2 separate regions of the Mus musculus genome follow, and region 2 is linked to region 1. The links are chromatin contacts, found by Hi-C or POLR2A ChIA-PET in ENCODE. All regions are on one chromosome and are shown on one strand. Each heading gives the region's core, a stretch centred on a gene start or an enhancer-like site at or near the end of the contact. The rest is flanking DNA. Distances are from core to core; before and after follow the strand shown.

Region 1 (7,190 bases), core at 2,329-4,828:
CTCTTTGGCTCAGTACTTTCATGTCAGGTCTGTTCCTCCACACCCCACTCCTGTTCTTTCCTACTGTAACTATTGTACATCACATCTGCTCATCTAAAAATTTGAACTGATGTAGTAGCAGGTGGTACAGGCCTAAGAGGGTTCCAAGTTCAAGTCCTACCTGGACTATAGTGTAGGTTCAAGGCCTAGATGACTTTAAAATGTGGCTTAGTGATAAGAGTGCTTGTGCAGCATTCATGTGCTTATGTTCAGTAGCACAATGCCACAAATAAGAATGCTAGTAGGTTAAATAAATGCTGTAGTTGAGAGATGGATATAGCTCAGTTAGCAGAGCACTTTGCCTGGCATACACAAAACCCCAAGTTTGAGTCCCAGCATTGCAAACCCAGGATGGTGGTGCATACCCATAAACTTAGATGTAGAGTCAAGAAGATCAGAAATTCAAGGTCAAGAGCTAATTTGATGGTTTAGCCAACAAGAACACTTGGTACCAAGCCTGATGACCTGAGTTTGATTGATGGAAGGAGAGAACTGACTTCTAAAAATTTTCCTCTGACCTCTACATGTGTTACATAGTATGTATACACACACACATGTAAAAACATTACAAGGCCATCTTTGGCTATATAGCAGGTTGGAGGCCAGCCTTACATAAGACCCTATCTATAAATAAGTCAGAGGACATAAATATTCTACTCTAAATACTCTAGCTGAATTGAAAGGAAGCCGTTAATACACTCTCAGCTAAAAATCAAACAAGTCTGCCATCTTTTCCCTCTTGCGCTCTTGAGAAAAATCTTTAAATACATGCAGAAGTGAAGTAGAACCTTTTTAATGGGTTCTTTCCTTCTTCAGCATGTCTGGTGTCACAGTACTGCCTGGGCAGGTATTTGGCCATAGCCCCAGTATTACTAATTTCTAGACTTAATTAATAAATGAATAGAGGCTCAGACCTGTTGGATAGCTCTATGAATCCCTTGTGAATTGAGAGGATGTTTACATATAAACAAAAATCCCAAAATGCTTGATTAGAGACAGGAATTAAAATGCCAAAACTTGCCAGAGTCAAGTATCTAAAGTGGGTCCCTGGATTCCTGCTTTGGGATTTCAAATGTGAATAGCTTAAAGAGCTGGGGGTTGGTTTGGAGATCTGTGCCAAGGCACATAAGAAACTGATCTGGCACTGAAACAAGAAGCAAGTCTCAATCATGGTGGTTTGGGGCAAAAAGATCAGGGCCTCTACAGTCAGGACTCAGAAGTACAAAATTTTCAGGGACTTAATGTGGTTTAAAGTGAATTCTTACCTCAGTTTTCAATATGTGCTCAAATTTGGACCCCCCAAAAAAGCAGGAAAATGAGAAGGAACTGGGTGTGTTGGCACACACCTGAGTCTCAGTGCTTGGGAGGACAGGCAGAAAAATTCAAGGCCATCCTTGGCTATAGAGAGTTTGAGGCCAGTCTGGATTGTATGAGACCTTGTTTATGTGTGGGATGGGGAGAGGCTGGCAGAGAAAGATGGGAAGAGAGAGAGGAGAGAATGCTTTAGGGAAGTGCTCAATATTTTAGTTTGCTTTGGGTTTTTGTTTTGAGACAGGGTCTGACTTTGTAGCCCTGGCTGGCCTAGAACTCACAGAGCTATGCCCAATATTGCAGTTTTAACTCATAGGCTTGCTTTATGCAGTTGAATGTCTAAGTTTGAATGTCTAAATAGAGGAACTCCTGAAACAGCCATGTCCTGAGAATTTACCTGAGCTTTGCACACACCATCTTATTTGATATTCATGATAGAAAGCCACATGGTATACAATATTACTATCCCCATTTTCAGAGAGCAAATGTAGAGAACAGAAACACATCTTGTCACATTGTCAGCCAAAGACCAGAGCCCTAGTCAAACCAGGGGTTCCTTGACTCTACGTGGCTTCTACTCTATGGGGACCCAACTGTCTATCAAGCACTGTGGACTTCAGGGATCAACATGGCTACTATCTGATTATAAAATTACCAACCATCTTTGAAACAGACCCAGGAAGCAGTTAACCTTCATGAGAAATGTATGGAGTCCAACTCATCTGGGTCTGAATCCTGGTTCCATCATTTCCATTTGAGTTACCTAGCAAGCCCCCGCCTTCTCATATATGTAAAAAGCACTACAGTGCCACACAAGGTTGTACCAGGGATAAATAAGAGATGTTTCTGAAGCTTTCAGAACATGGCAATCTAACAATACAAGGCAGCCATGGGTGGTATTATTTAGAGCGTATAAACCACAGACCTGCAACCTCTAGGTTACCTCAAAGTGCCAAAGCTAAAGGATTTAGGAAGGATGAAGCAGGAGAAAGGACCTAGGTCTAAAAGGAGAAAGAAAATGTAAGAAAGAAAGAGGTTGGAAGCATCAGAACACCCATTATAGCAGGAACGAAGACATTTGAACTTGAAATAGAAACACAATATAGCTTGAGTCCATAGTTACAAGAATGGAGAAAACAATCACAAAGGCATGTGCGCGAGTGTGCACACACACACACACACACACACACACATTCACACACATTCACACATTCACACTTTCTCCCAAGTGAGGTAGAAAAGGAGCTGATTGACAATGCTTTAAGTACATGTAGCTCAATGGCTGCTGCTGGGGAAGAGCACTAAGCCTAGAGACCCAGTCAGAGCAGGTAGCTTTAGGGTTCCTTAGAAGGCAAGAGGGCTGCAGGCTATACCAGGTCTGCTGGGCAAGCCATACCAGAACAGGAGGCAGAGTGGAGGACATTTGGAAGCTCCTAGAGTCAGGGACATCAATGACCTTAGACTTTCCAGATAGCCTCCACTGTTTGCAGAGTTTCAAGTATTGTGTCCAACAAATTGAAAGCAAAAGTCTTGGATTCATTTACAGATGTTTGTTGATACCAAAACACCAAAGAGAGAGCCAGTAAGTACAGAGGTCTGCTTCAAAACCGCTTTCAAGAGCTGAACCAAACCAAATCGTATCATTGAGTCAAGAGCTAACAGAGTGGGGGAGGGGGGTTGCACAGCGCTAACCTTGCCCTTTGCCTGCTCTTTCATCTCTCCTCTGACCCAAGAGGAGGTGGGACAATGCTGGAATTTCAGCTATGCTCTGAACCTCAAGGCTGAAAGAGCACACAGACACTCCCCCATTTCTGTATGTGGGGCTTTCAAAGCTGCCCTTGGCTCCTGCGCCCTCAAGCATCCTAACACTCTAGCGTTCCTCCTCCTGGGATGCAGGAAAGACGGTCCTTCGCAAAAGCTGCCTCCGGCTGCCGGATCTCGGACTCCTTAGTCCAGTACAGCTGGACTCCTAGCTTAGCTGCCTCGCGATTTCCAGAGGAGCCTCCCAGTACAGCCCAGCCCTGGAGGGTCCCCTCTTTTGTTTGTAGGGAGAACCTACAAACTGCTGTTGTGCAACACTGGAAGCCCAGCTGCGGGGGCGCTTCCCGTCTGCCAGCCTGCGTTCCGGTCTGCTCTAGGGGGCCCCAGTTCAGCACGCGAGTCCCCAACTGTCCCCACCCGTTCCCTGCCCGAACACTCACTTCCCAGTCCCTCCGCTTTCCATGCTGTCTCCTCCACCGCCCCATAACGCCTGAGAGGCTTCTCGGCTTCCAGATGAACAGACAGAGATTGCTTTAACTCCATTGCTGTTCCCCGCGGGCAGGTCCAGGGGTCTGGTTCACTCCATCCCTGCTGAAGGCTGCGGGGAGGAAGGCAGCTCAGATCGGCAGTGTTTTAATGGGCCCGGCGTTGCTGAGGAAGCTGCTCCATCTCTTCAATCTCCAGCACCTGAAAGCTCCCAACTGGTACCCAGGATGGGGGAGGGATGCATAACACATGCGCAATGGAAGCTGGAGGGGGGAGGTTTGGGGGCTGGGTAGGGAGAAAGAGGGACAGATGATAAACTCTCTAGAACAACAAAAACAAAAACAACTAAAATAAAATCACCCCCAAATGAAACAAGAATAAGGCACCTGCCCACACTGAAACCAGTAGATAGGCTTTCTGTGGATGGATCTAGCATTGTGGGTGACTGGGGATCTGTTAGAGGGCTGGTAGGTTTCAAGCGTGATTGGTGAGCCAGAACAGTATCTGTAGATGTGATGATCCTTCTTTGTAGACAAGCCCAAGTATGGACCGCTGCTTTCAGATTCTGTTGTTTGCAGTTATGTGCATGTTTTGAATATAAAAGGGGGACAGCAGCTACGTGTGTGTGTGTGTGTGTGTGTGTGTGTGTGTGTGTGTGTGTGTGTGTGTGTATGTACACCTGTGTCAATCCTGTGCATTTGTATGGAAAGGAACAAGAGAAGCAAATATTTTGTATATAAGGCCAACAAAGCTGTTCAGAACACTGATCTTTACAAACCTGGAAAATAATTGTGACCAAACATAACAGCAATAAAAAAAAAAAAAAAAAAAAAAAACCAGTGTCAGGACTGGCAACAGAGCTCAATTGGTATAACATTCACAGCCTAAGCATGAGGGTCCAAGTCTGATCTACAGGACAGAGCAGGCATTAAAAGAGCAGATACAGCCGGGCGTGGTGGCATGCGCCTTTAATCCCAGCACTCAGGAGGCAGAGGCAGGCGGATTTCTGAGTTCGAGGCCAGCCTGGTCTACAAAGTGAGCTCCAGGACAGCCAGGGCTATACAGAGAAACCCTGTCTCGAAAAACCAAAAACAACAACAACAAAAAAAAACCCAAAAAACAAACAAACAAAAAAAGAGCAGATACAGCTCTAGTCCCAATGCTAGGAGTGAAGGCAGGAGGAACCCCAGGGCTTGCTTGCCCCAAGACACCTTATACCAACTTCTGGCTTACACATGCACACTTTTTGGTTTTAATATAAAGTTAAGGGATGAGAATGCAGCTCAGTTGGCAGAATACTTGCATAATATGCACAAAGCCTTTGGGTCCTATCCCTAGAACTACATGAACCAGGCATGTGATTCTAGCACACAAGAAGAGGCAAGAGGATCTGAAATTCAAATTCATCCTTGGATATGTAGGGTGTTTGTATAGCAGCCTAGGTTACACAAAACCATGAATGAATGAATGAATGAACGAATGAAGTGTTATCAGCAGCTATTGATAAAAGTTAATACTACTTTTTGAATTACTGCTAAACATAGACCATTTCCCAATGTCTCTGTGAAACCTCACACTCCATTCCTGTCTGCTTTACAGAAGATAGAACTGAGGTACAGAGAGATCACTTACCGTATCTCCAAACTGCCGGGGACCTCATCAGCCCTTGAATCAGGCTAGACTGTATGAATTCGGATTCTGCCTCTTATTGTCTTGATTTCCTTGTCTAGTTATATTTAAAGAGCCTAAAAAATATGTATGTGCATGAGCTGGGATGCATGTGGGGAAGTTTATGTGAATGTAAGCACCCTCAGCCGTCAGAAGTATTGGATCCCCTGGAGCTGGAGTTACAGGCAGTTGTGAACCACCAGATATGGCTGCAGGAAACCAAACTTGGGTCATCTGCCAAGGCCATGACTGCTCTTAACTGCTGAGCCATCTCTGCAGCACCTTAACTGTAGTTATATTTTGTATGGAGGGAGAGGAACAAAAAGGCTCTAGGTCAGGGGATGCTGGTGTGCTGTTTAATAGTTATCTTCTGATGCCACCTGGGACACTGGTGTCTATTTTTATGAGTTGGAAATGTGAAACAGTCCAGTTTTCCAGGAAAATGACTTTACCACTTAAAAAGGTTATTGTTTACAGTGAACTCCTAAACAGCTTCAAAAAGTTTTAAAATGTAAACCTAGATTATAGCAACAAGTTTTGTTCTGTTTTGTTTGGGAGTTTGAATTGAGATGGGGTTTCACCATGTGGTCACTTCTGAGAGGCTCTAACCTAATCACATAAAAGCATAAAAATAATATTTTATTTTATTTTATTTTATTTACTAATGAGGCATAAGAAATGAAACAAAGAGGCCAGAGTCTCAGCTATTCTGAGTACTGGCTGCTCTTGCAGAGAACCAGGGTTCCATTCTTAGCACCCACATGGCAGCTCACAATGTTCTGCAACTCCAGTTCTAAGGGACCCAATGCCTCTTTTGGCCTCCAAGAGCACTGAGTGCATGTGCACAGACACACATCCAAAATGCCCATACATACAAAATAAAAATAGTTCTTTGGTAAAGAATTGAAATAAGACAAGCCAGTAAGCCCTGATCTCAGGAGGAAGAGGCAGAAAGGTTGTGACTTCAAGTCCAGCCTGAGCTACACAGCAACACCTTGTTTCAAAAATAAATAAATAGGACCGGCGAGACTGCTCAGTGGGTAGGATCTTGCTGCCAAGTCTGATGACCTGAGTTTCCTCTCTGGGATCCATATGATAGAAATGATGGAAGGAAAGAACTAACTCCTATAAACTATCTTCTGATTTCTATATGGCATGAACTCCTCCTGTACACACACACACACACACACATACACACACACAGTGTATGAAGGAGGCAACTAAGAAAAACACAATTGAAAAAGCTGGACAGATGAAACAGACCCTGTTGGAGAAAAGGCCACTGCGCAAAGGGCTCTGGACTTCTCAGCTTGTACCACCATTCTCATTCCTTCCTTATTCTCAACTCTTCCAGCCTCAAAAACCAAGAGATGCCTAAGGATCAGCATGAGGTGGTTGTAATGGGGACACCCCACACCTCAACTTCTTCGACAACCACCATAATCACCATGCCTGAGATCTCCAAGCCTGATTATGTGGTCTGGTCTCTGTTCAATACACTCTTCATGAACTTCTGCTGCCTGGGTTTCATAGCCTATGCCTACTCTGTGAAGTCTAGGGACAGGAAGATGGTGGGTGATATGACTGGGGCCCAGGCCTTCGCCTCCACTGCCAGGTGCCTGAACATCAGCTGCCTGATCCTCTCCGTCGTCATGGTCATCCTCTTCATCACTTTCTTTGCCACTAGAAGGTAGCCATCTTGTAGCATCTCACAGTAGATAACAGATTCTGGGGCCTTCCGGGCTTGCTATGTGTTCTATTGTCTATCGCTGTCCCAAACCCTAGTCTTAGTCCTGACCATTTACCCCATACATATGCAAATGTTACACTTGCATATCTGTTCATTCAATAAAGTGCATGTGCTGTGGGAAAAAAAAAGAAAAAAAGAAAAAGCCGGACAGACACTATGGAAGAGTGCTTTCAGT
Region 2 (7,190 bases), core at 2,027-4,526, 45 kb before region 1:
GTCAATAGGACAAAACAGCAACCAACAAACTGGGAAAAGATCTTTACCAATCCTACATCTGAAAAAGGGCTAATATCTAATATATAGAAAGAACTCAAGAAATTAGACTCCAGAGAACCAAATAACCCTATTAAAAAATGGGAACAGAGCTAAACAGAGAATTCTTAACTGAGGAAACTTGAAGAGCTGAGAAGCACCTAAAGAAATGTTCAACATCCTTAGTCATCACAGAAATGTAAATCAAAACAACCCTGAGATTCCACCTCACACCAGTCATAATGACTAATCTCAAAAACCCAGGTGACAGCAGATGTTGGCAAGGATGTGGAGAAAGAGGAACACTCCTCCATTGTTGGTGGGATTGCAAGCTTGTACAACCACTCTGGATATCAGTCTGGCAGTTCCTCAGAAAATTGGACATAGTACTACCGGAGGATCCCGCAATACCTCTCCTGGGCATATATCCAGAAGATTCTCCACCATATAACAAGGACACATGCTCCACTATGTTCATAACAGCCTTATTTGCCATAGCCAGAAGCTGGAAAGAACCCAGATGTCCTTCAACAGAGGTATGGATACAGAAAATGTGGTACATTTAAACAATTTACACAGCTCAGCTATTAAAACGATGAATTCATGAAATTCTTAGGCAAATGAATGGAACTAGAAAATATCATCCTGAGTGAGGTAACCCAATCACAAAAGAACACACATGGTTTGTACTCACTGATAAATGGATATTAGTGCAAAAGCTCTGAATACCCAAAATACAATTCACAGACCACATGAAGCTCAAGAAGAAGGATGACCAAAGTGTGAGTGCTTGGTCCTTCTTAGAAAGGGGAACAAAATACTCACGGAAGCAAATATGGAGACAAAGTGCAGAGTAGAGACTGAAGGGAAGGCCATCCAGAAACTGTCCCACCTGGAGATTCACTCACCAAACTCTGACACTATTGTGCATGCTAAGAGATGCTTGCTGAAAGGAGACTGATATAGCTGTCTCCTGAGAGGCCCTGCCAGAGCCTTACAAATACAGAGTCAGATGCTGGCAGCCAACCATTGCACTGAGTGTGGGGACAATGCAGGAGATAGAGAAAGGACTGAAGGAGCTGAAGGGGTTTGCAGAAAGAACAATATCAACCAACCAGACCCCCCGGAGTTCCTAGGGACTAAGCCACTAACCAAAGAGTGCACATGGTTCCAGCTGCTTGTGTAGCAGAGGATGGCCTTGCCAGGTATCAATGGGAGGAGAAGTCCTTGGTCCTATGAAGGCTGGATAGATGCCCCAGTATAGGGGAATTGTGGATGGGGAGGAGGGAGTGGGTGGGTTGGTGGAGGAACACCCTCATAGAAGCAGGAGGAGGGTAATGGGACAGGGAAGGTTTCCAGGAGTCGGGGGAAACAGGGTAAGGGGATAACACTTGAAATGTAAATAAATTTTTTTTCTTAAAAAAAAAAAGACATTAGTTGTCTGGGAAGATTGATAAAAAGGGCACACTAAGGATTTGGATTAAACCAGGGTTAAAGCTCATGCCTGTTTACATAAAAGAAGACTTCAAACCTCAGAAAGGCAGATCCAGGAAGTATTGAGGTGAGACCTTACAGGGTGCTCTTTGCTCCGTCCGAGCATGTGTGATGGAAACTAACATCCTAGGACAGCCCCTCCTGGTATTTCCCTGAAGGCAGACATCCATCAGCTGCCAACAACGCTTAAGGAGCGCAAATCATCTGAAGAGACCAAGGAGGCTTAGAGGCTGTCTAGGGAAAATGGGTGCATTTCACAACTGAGTTTATTTACTGTTAGATGAGTATTACTGTCACAAAGCATCCAGGAGCTGAGTCACTTCTGGGGGAAGAAGCAGCTAAATCCATCTTTTTATCCCCAAATGCCACCCCAGGGGTACACGTGCCTCACAAGCACCAGCAGCAGCAGCAAACAAGACCTGAGTGCCAGGGACGGCTGGGATGGGCCCACAGGTTCAGCCATTTATCTTGAGAATCTTGTTACCCAGGAACAGAAAAAATGAGATAGCAGTGGGTAGGAGAAATTAACAATGGAGAAACTGCTGCTGGATTGAGTGAGTTTTTGAGACAGGCTTTCACTGTATAGCCCAGGTTAGCCTTTTAGTCCTCTAGCCTCAGCCTCCCTTGGGCTGGGATGTCAAACATGAGTCACTCTCAGTTTGAAACGTCTATAAACACAGGCTAGGAGAATACATAGCTACAGTCCGAAGAACTCTCCCTTAGTGTAAGCTCAGGCTCAGGTGGCTAGGCTCTGCGTGCATCTTGCAGCCACTCACTCTCCATAGCTGCTACACAGGATGAAGGCTCGTTGTTCTTCTCAACAATCTGGGAAGTGGGTGCCTTCATCATAACCATCTCTCTCTAGTTGAATCTTAAAGACTTGGAGAGCTCATGAGTGATATGTCAAGGACAACTAATGCATGGCAGGGCTGGGAGTCCAATCCAGACTTGATTAGAAAGCCTTTGTGCTAGACTGAAGAACTAGCAAAACTCTAGACCCTGTGCAGAAGTCACATGTTCCTACCAGGTTGGACATGTCACTGCAACACAAGTCCAAAGCAACAGGGCCAGGTGGTCAAGGTGAAACTTCCACATACTTACTAGTGCTTTTATTACATTGACTCTGTTGTTGCCTTGGTGCGGTTTTTGGTTTTGATTTTGGTTTTCAGGTTTGTTTTATTTTGTTTTTAAGTGTTTGCAGTTATTATTGGGTTTGGTGCTAGGGTGTGGGGAGCCTAGAGACGCACATTTGGTTGGCAAATGTTTTTACCACATTTAAATAAAATGTTTTTTAAAAAAATCTTTAACTATAAATTTTTAAATGTACATGCATGATGCAGATGCCCATGGAGATCAGAAGAGGGTATTGAATCCCCTATTTCTGGAGTTACAGGTAATTGTGAGCCATGCGTCACATGGGTGCTGAGAACCGGACGCCCGTCCTCTACAAGAGCAGCAAGCACTTGTAGCCACCTCTTTAGCCCAGCTCATCATCTTCTTTAAGAATAAACTTAGCAACCTAATTAAACTTCAGTCCCTAAACCCACATCTCCATGGGAACATCTTCCTGACCTTGACCCATGAGAGGGTACATAGAGAATGCATATCTAAGCCCAATTAAACCCTGGTAGCAGCCTACTCTTTACTGTTGTCAGCCACCCAAGTGAGAAAGAAGCTCATTTTAGGCCCCAAGCATTATATCACAGCAGGTGCTGAGCAGCTATCCTCTCTTTCTCTGGTGTTAATTGAATGAGAAGCAAGCAGCCAGATGAGTTTTAATGAATCATTCTTTTCCAAAAAGGTGAAGTAACTGCCTTTAATTTCAAAGCTCTTAGCTGCAATATTCCAGAGGCCTGTCTTGAGAAGGAGGACGAAGCTGGAGCCTAAAAGAAAGCAGAGTGCAGTCCAAAATTCATCTTTGGACTCTATGGCCTGTAAGGAAGACTGTGGCTGCAGAGCCATGAGGCCTCCACGCCCTTTCAGAAGTTGTTAGTGTCTATCTCAGCCTGAAGCACATTTTTTCAGCTTCTCTGAATTTCTAGTTTCTCAGCTTCATCTGTCCTGTCCAAGCACATCAAGGGAATCCAGGTGCATTGTGTCCCCTGAAGTCCCATGTGTTAAAGGCTTGGCTCCCAGAAGGGTGCTATCGGGAGTCAGTGAGCACAAAAGAAGTAGAGCTGTGGATTGGAGACTGTGGGTGGGGTAGTGAAACCCCAGTCTTTCCTCTTCGTTTCCATCTGCTTCTTACCCACAAGGAGAAGGCCATAAGCCCAAGGCAATGACTACACATTGACCCTCCAAAACTGAGCTAAAATAAAACTAAAGTCTCTGTGAGTGTGTGTGTGTGTGTGTGTGTGTGTGTGTGTGTGTGTGTGTGTGTGCGTGTGCACATATGAACATACACATGGGAACCAGAGTATAGCCTCAGGTGTTTCTCGGGAGCTACATACCTTGCTTTGTTTTGTTTTAATATTCTTTTTGTTGTTGTTGTTTTGTTTTGTTTTGTTTTGTTTTTTCGAGACAGGGTTTCTCTGTATAGCCCTGGCTGTCCTGAAACTCACTCTGTAGACCAGGCTGGCCTTGAACTCAGAAATCCACCTACCTCTGCCTCCCAAGTGCTGGGATTAAAGGCGTGTGCCACCACGCCCAGCTCTTGTTTTAATATTCTTATTTAGATTTACTTATTTTATGTGTATGGTTATTTTGCTTGCTTGTGTACCAAATGTGTGCCTTGTGCACACAGAGAGGCCAGAAGAGGGAGTCAGAACCCCTGGAACTGGAGGTATAGATGGTTGTGAACTGCTATGTGGAAACCAAACCCCGATTCTGTGCAAGAGAAGCTCATACCTACGGAGCCATCTCTCCCACTCCCACCTTGTTTTTTGTTTTGTTTGTTTGTTTTGTGTTGGTTTTTGAGACAAGATCTCTTTTTGTCCTGGAACTCACCAAGCAGGCTAGGCTGGCTGTCCAGAGAGCCCCAGTGACTGTTGTGTCTCCCAGTGCTGGGATTATAATCTTAACAATATAACCTTACACACCTTTTTATGTTTGTGCTGAAGATCCAGAATTGGAGCCTCATGCGTGCACAGCAAACACCGAATCATCTTCTCAGTTCCCATTTTGTTCTCTTTATAAGTTGCTTTGCCTCATATATTCATTACAATAACAAAAAACTGGTTGAGTGTATAGTCAGCATTGTAATTAGGGTAGAGGGAAAAGACTTGGACCCAAATCCTCTCTGAATTTTTGTAACTGCTAACATGACCTGCTTGCTAAGCCCCAGTATTGAACTCTGTGTGGTACCATATCTGTCTGCCTATTTCTTTGGTTGCATGACATCTTGGTGACATTTATGATTCGAGGTCTGGCTTGTTCTGAACACCCTCTCCAGGGCAAAGATTTATCACCACGTAGAATGTTCCTAAGATTTTGTGGCAGACAGAAGGTGCAGCTCCCAAGTGGGATTTCCAAAAAGGCTTCTTGTGAATAATGTATGTGTTACCTCTGAGCTGGCACTCTAAATGAGATGACGCTTGAGTCCTGGTGGATTCTTGGAGCATGTGTAATGTCATTTTGCATTATTCAATGTCCTTCCTTTCCCCAACATTTCCAGATGACCTTCAGTGAGTCACTGGGCCACTCTGTCACAGTTCTAGGTCCAGTGAGAGGGGCTCAGACTGATTCCTGAGGTCAGTTGGGACCATGCAAGTGAATGTCCAAGACAGCTAACTCTGGCTCAGTCAGTAGAGTGCTCATCCATCATGCAAATTTCTCAGCATTAACCAGACATGGTGGTGTGTGCCTGTAGCCCAAGGCTTAGGTGGGTGAGGGCAGGAAGAAAGTTTGAGGCCAGCCTGGACTACCTGAGATTCCACCTCAAAAACAAAGTAAATGAAATAAAAAGAGAGAGTATGTTCTTCTGGCTGTTTAGTTAAAACTGTGGAAACAACCCTATAATAAGATAATTGGCCAATTAGGACAGCATAAACAACTAACCACATGATGGTTCACTGTATTACTCATGTTTTTTTTTCAATTTCCTTCATGAATCCAGACAATTTTAAATCCATCCTGAGCTGTGAATCAAGAATTTTTTACAACTCCCCAATTTCCAATTTGCATACCAACTCACGAATTAGCAGAAGGTCCTGGTCATGCAGGGAAGGTTAGGAAACCAAATAGTACCTCAGAAAACTGTGCTTGGTGGGGCTATAATGGGGATCTGGGGAGAAAGAGACTCTGAAAGAGAGATTAGCAGTTTCTTTAGACATTTTAGGCGTGAATGACTTCATAGCTTCTGCTTCCTGTGTTTCTGTGCAGAAGGAGGTGCTGCCAAGCTTTTTTTCACACAGTGCCACTGGATAGATGAATGGATGGGGCTGAGCCCCAGGAAGCAAGAGCACCTCTCGACACACACCCTAGCATCACAGTTGACTTTTAAATCTGGATCTGAAGCTCTGGTCCAGGTCTGAGTGAAGAGTGCCTTGCTTGGTACTTCTTGAGGTGACTACCTGTCACTGTGGGGTGTCACTGTCTCAGTTTAACAGAGCAAAGAGAGAAAAGATACCGAGTCTAGACGATGAAGTCATTTCCAGTAAAACTAGCATCAGAATGGCAAGGAGATGGGTTGTCAGCAAAGTGCCTTGACACAAACACAAGGACATGACTAAGCCCTAGAAACTCCTTAAGAAATAAATGCTGGGTATGGCCGCACATGCTTGTCTGTGTTCTCAGGTAGAGCCAGCCAGACAAGCAGGGTCACTCATTCTGGAACCTGTTTCAGAAGCACAAAATGAGGAAGGACACCTGACCTTAACCTCTCAGTGTGCACCTGTGCATGTACACATGTACACACATGCACATATAAAAACAAAGCACCACCATCACCCTACTAAAAACAAAATGAGCTGAAAGGACGAGTTACACTGGAGGTGCTTGGTTACACTTGGGGAAGGGTGGATAAGCCTAGACTCTGATGTGGGTGTGAGTGGAATATGCTGCCCACAATACCCAAGTCTAGAAAACTCCAGCATGAACTACTGAGAGCCCATGTCAGAAAAAGCTATTTTGAGTCCAGCTGGGAAGTTTGGCTCCCATAAGTGTATAAAATCATGCATGGTGGCACACACCTATAAACTTTGTACTCTGAAAATGGAGGCAGGAGAAGTTCAAGTTATCTTTGACTTCATAGCAAGTTTGAGGCCAGACTGGACTATATTCGACCTTGTCTCAAAAAGAGACAAGTGGGGGAGAGGGGAGGAGACAATACCTGTGAAAGTGGGGTCTGGACACTCTGACCTAGAGGCTGATCCAACCCAACCCACCACCTGTCTTTCTTGTCCAACCTATGAATCACAAATGCTTGAGGGAGAAAAACAATTAAGATGTGAAGATGGCACAGAATTCTGACTTTAGTGCCCATAAAGGAAGTGTCGATGGAACAGGGCCATGCACATTTGTCATATATCGTCTTAACTGCTGTTCTATGCTACAACAGAGCAGAGTATCTCGGTGGGATACTCTGAAGCAAAACTATTTACTACCAAGTCTTGAAGAGAAGGTCCCTCTCCTAAGTGAGCCAGTCATTGTATTCTATATTCAAGAACATCCATCACAGACTGAAGAGGTGCTAGTTCAGTCAATAAAATAACCTAAGTTCC

What was found. A loop is a pair of places that touch in the nucleus more often than their neighbours do. ChIA-PET counts read pairs that join two places held with the same protein, here RNA polymerase II (POLR2A).
Region 2: a loop to region 1 is called in a map of left cerebral cortex, with 2.6 times the contacts of the local background. The contact joins the enhancer-like site here to the promoter of Ifitm7 in region 1. A Hi-C loop is called at or near these places in 3 of 37 maps with a recorded cell type or tissue (left cerebral cortex and regulatory T cell). POLR2A ChIA-PET finds 5 or more read pairs at or near these places in 4 of 5 experiments (all embryonic stem cell).

What each region holds. Positions count from the first base shown.
Region 1 is chr16:13,983,255-13,990,444 of GRCm38, reverse strand. Ifitm7 (interferon induced transmembrane protein 7) reads left to right here and starts at 3,578. Exons shown (of 3, transcript NM_001270718.1): 1 at 3,578-3,815; 2 at 6,620-6,955. The coding sequence starts at 6,636. It overlaps Bmerb1 (bMERB domain containing 1), which reads right to left and starts at 3,808. Exons shown (of 6, transcript NM_144518.3): 1 at 3,552-3,808. The coding sequence starts at 3,654.
Region 2 is chr16:14,027,964-14,035,153 of GRCm38, reverse strand. The region is part of intron 1 of Bmerb1 (bMERB domain containing 1); the gene reads right to left. Among named protein-coding and RNA genes, the nearest start is that of Ifitm7, 45 kb to the right of the region's middle. Within about 2 kb of position 3,276, at least 1 of the 3 ENCODE cell types and tissues checked has a DNase peak (open chromatin) inside an H3K27ac peak, as active enhancers do; it is left cerebral cortex, where a contact is called at or near this core.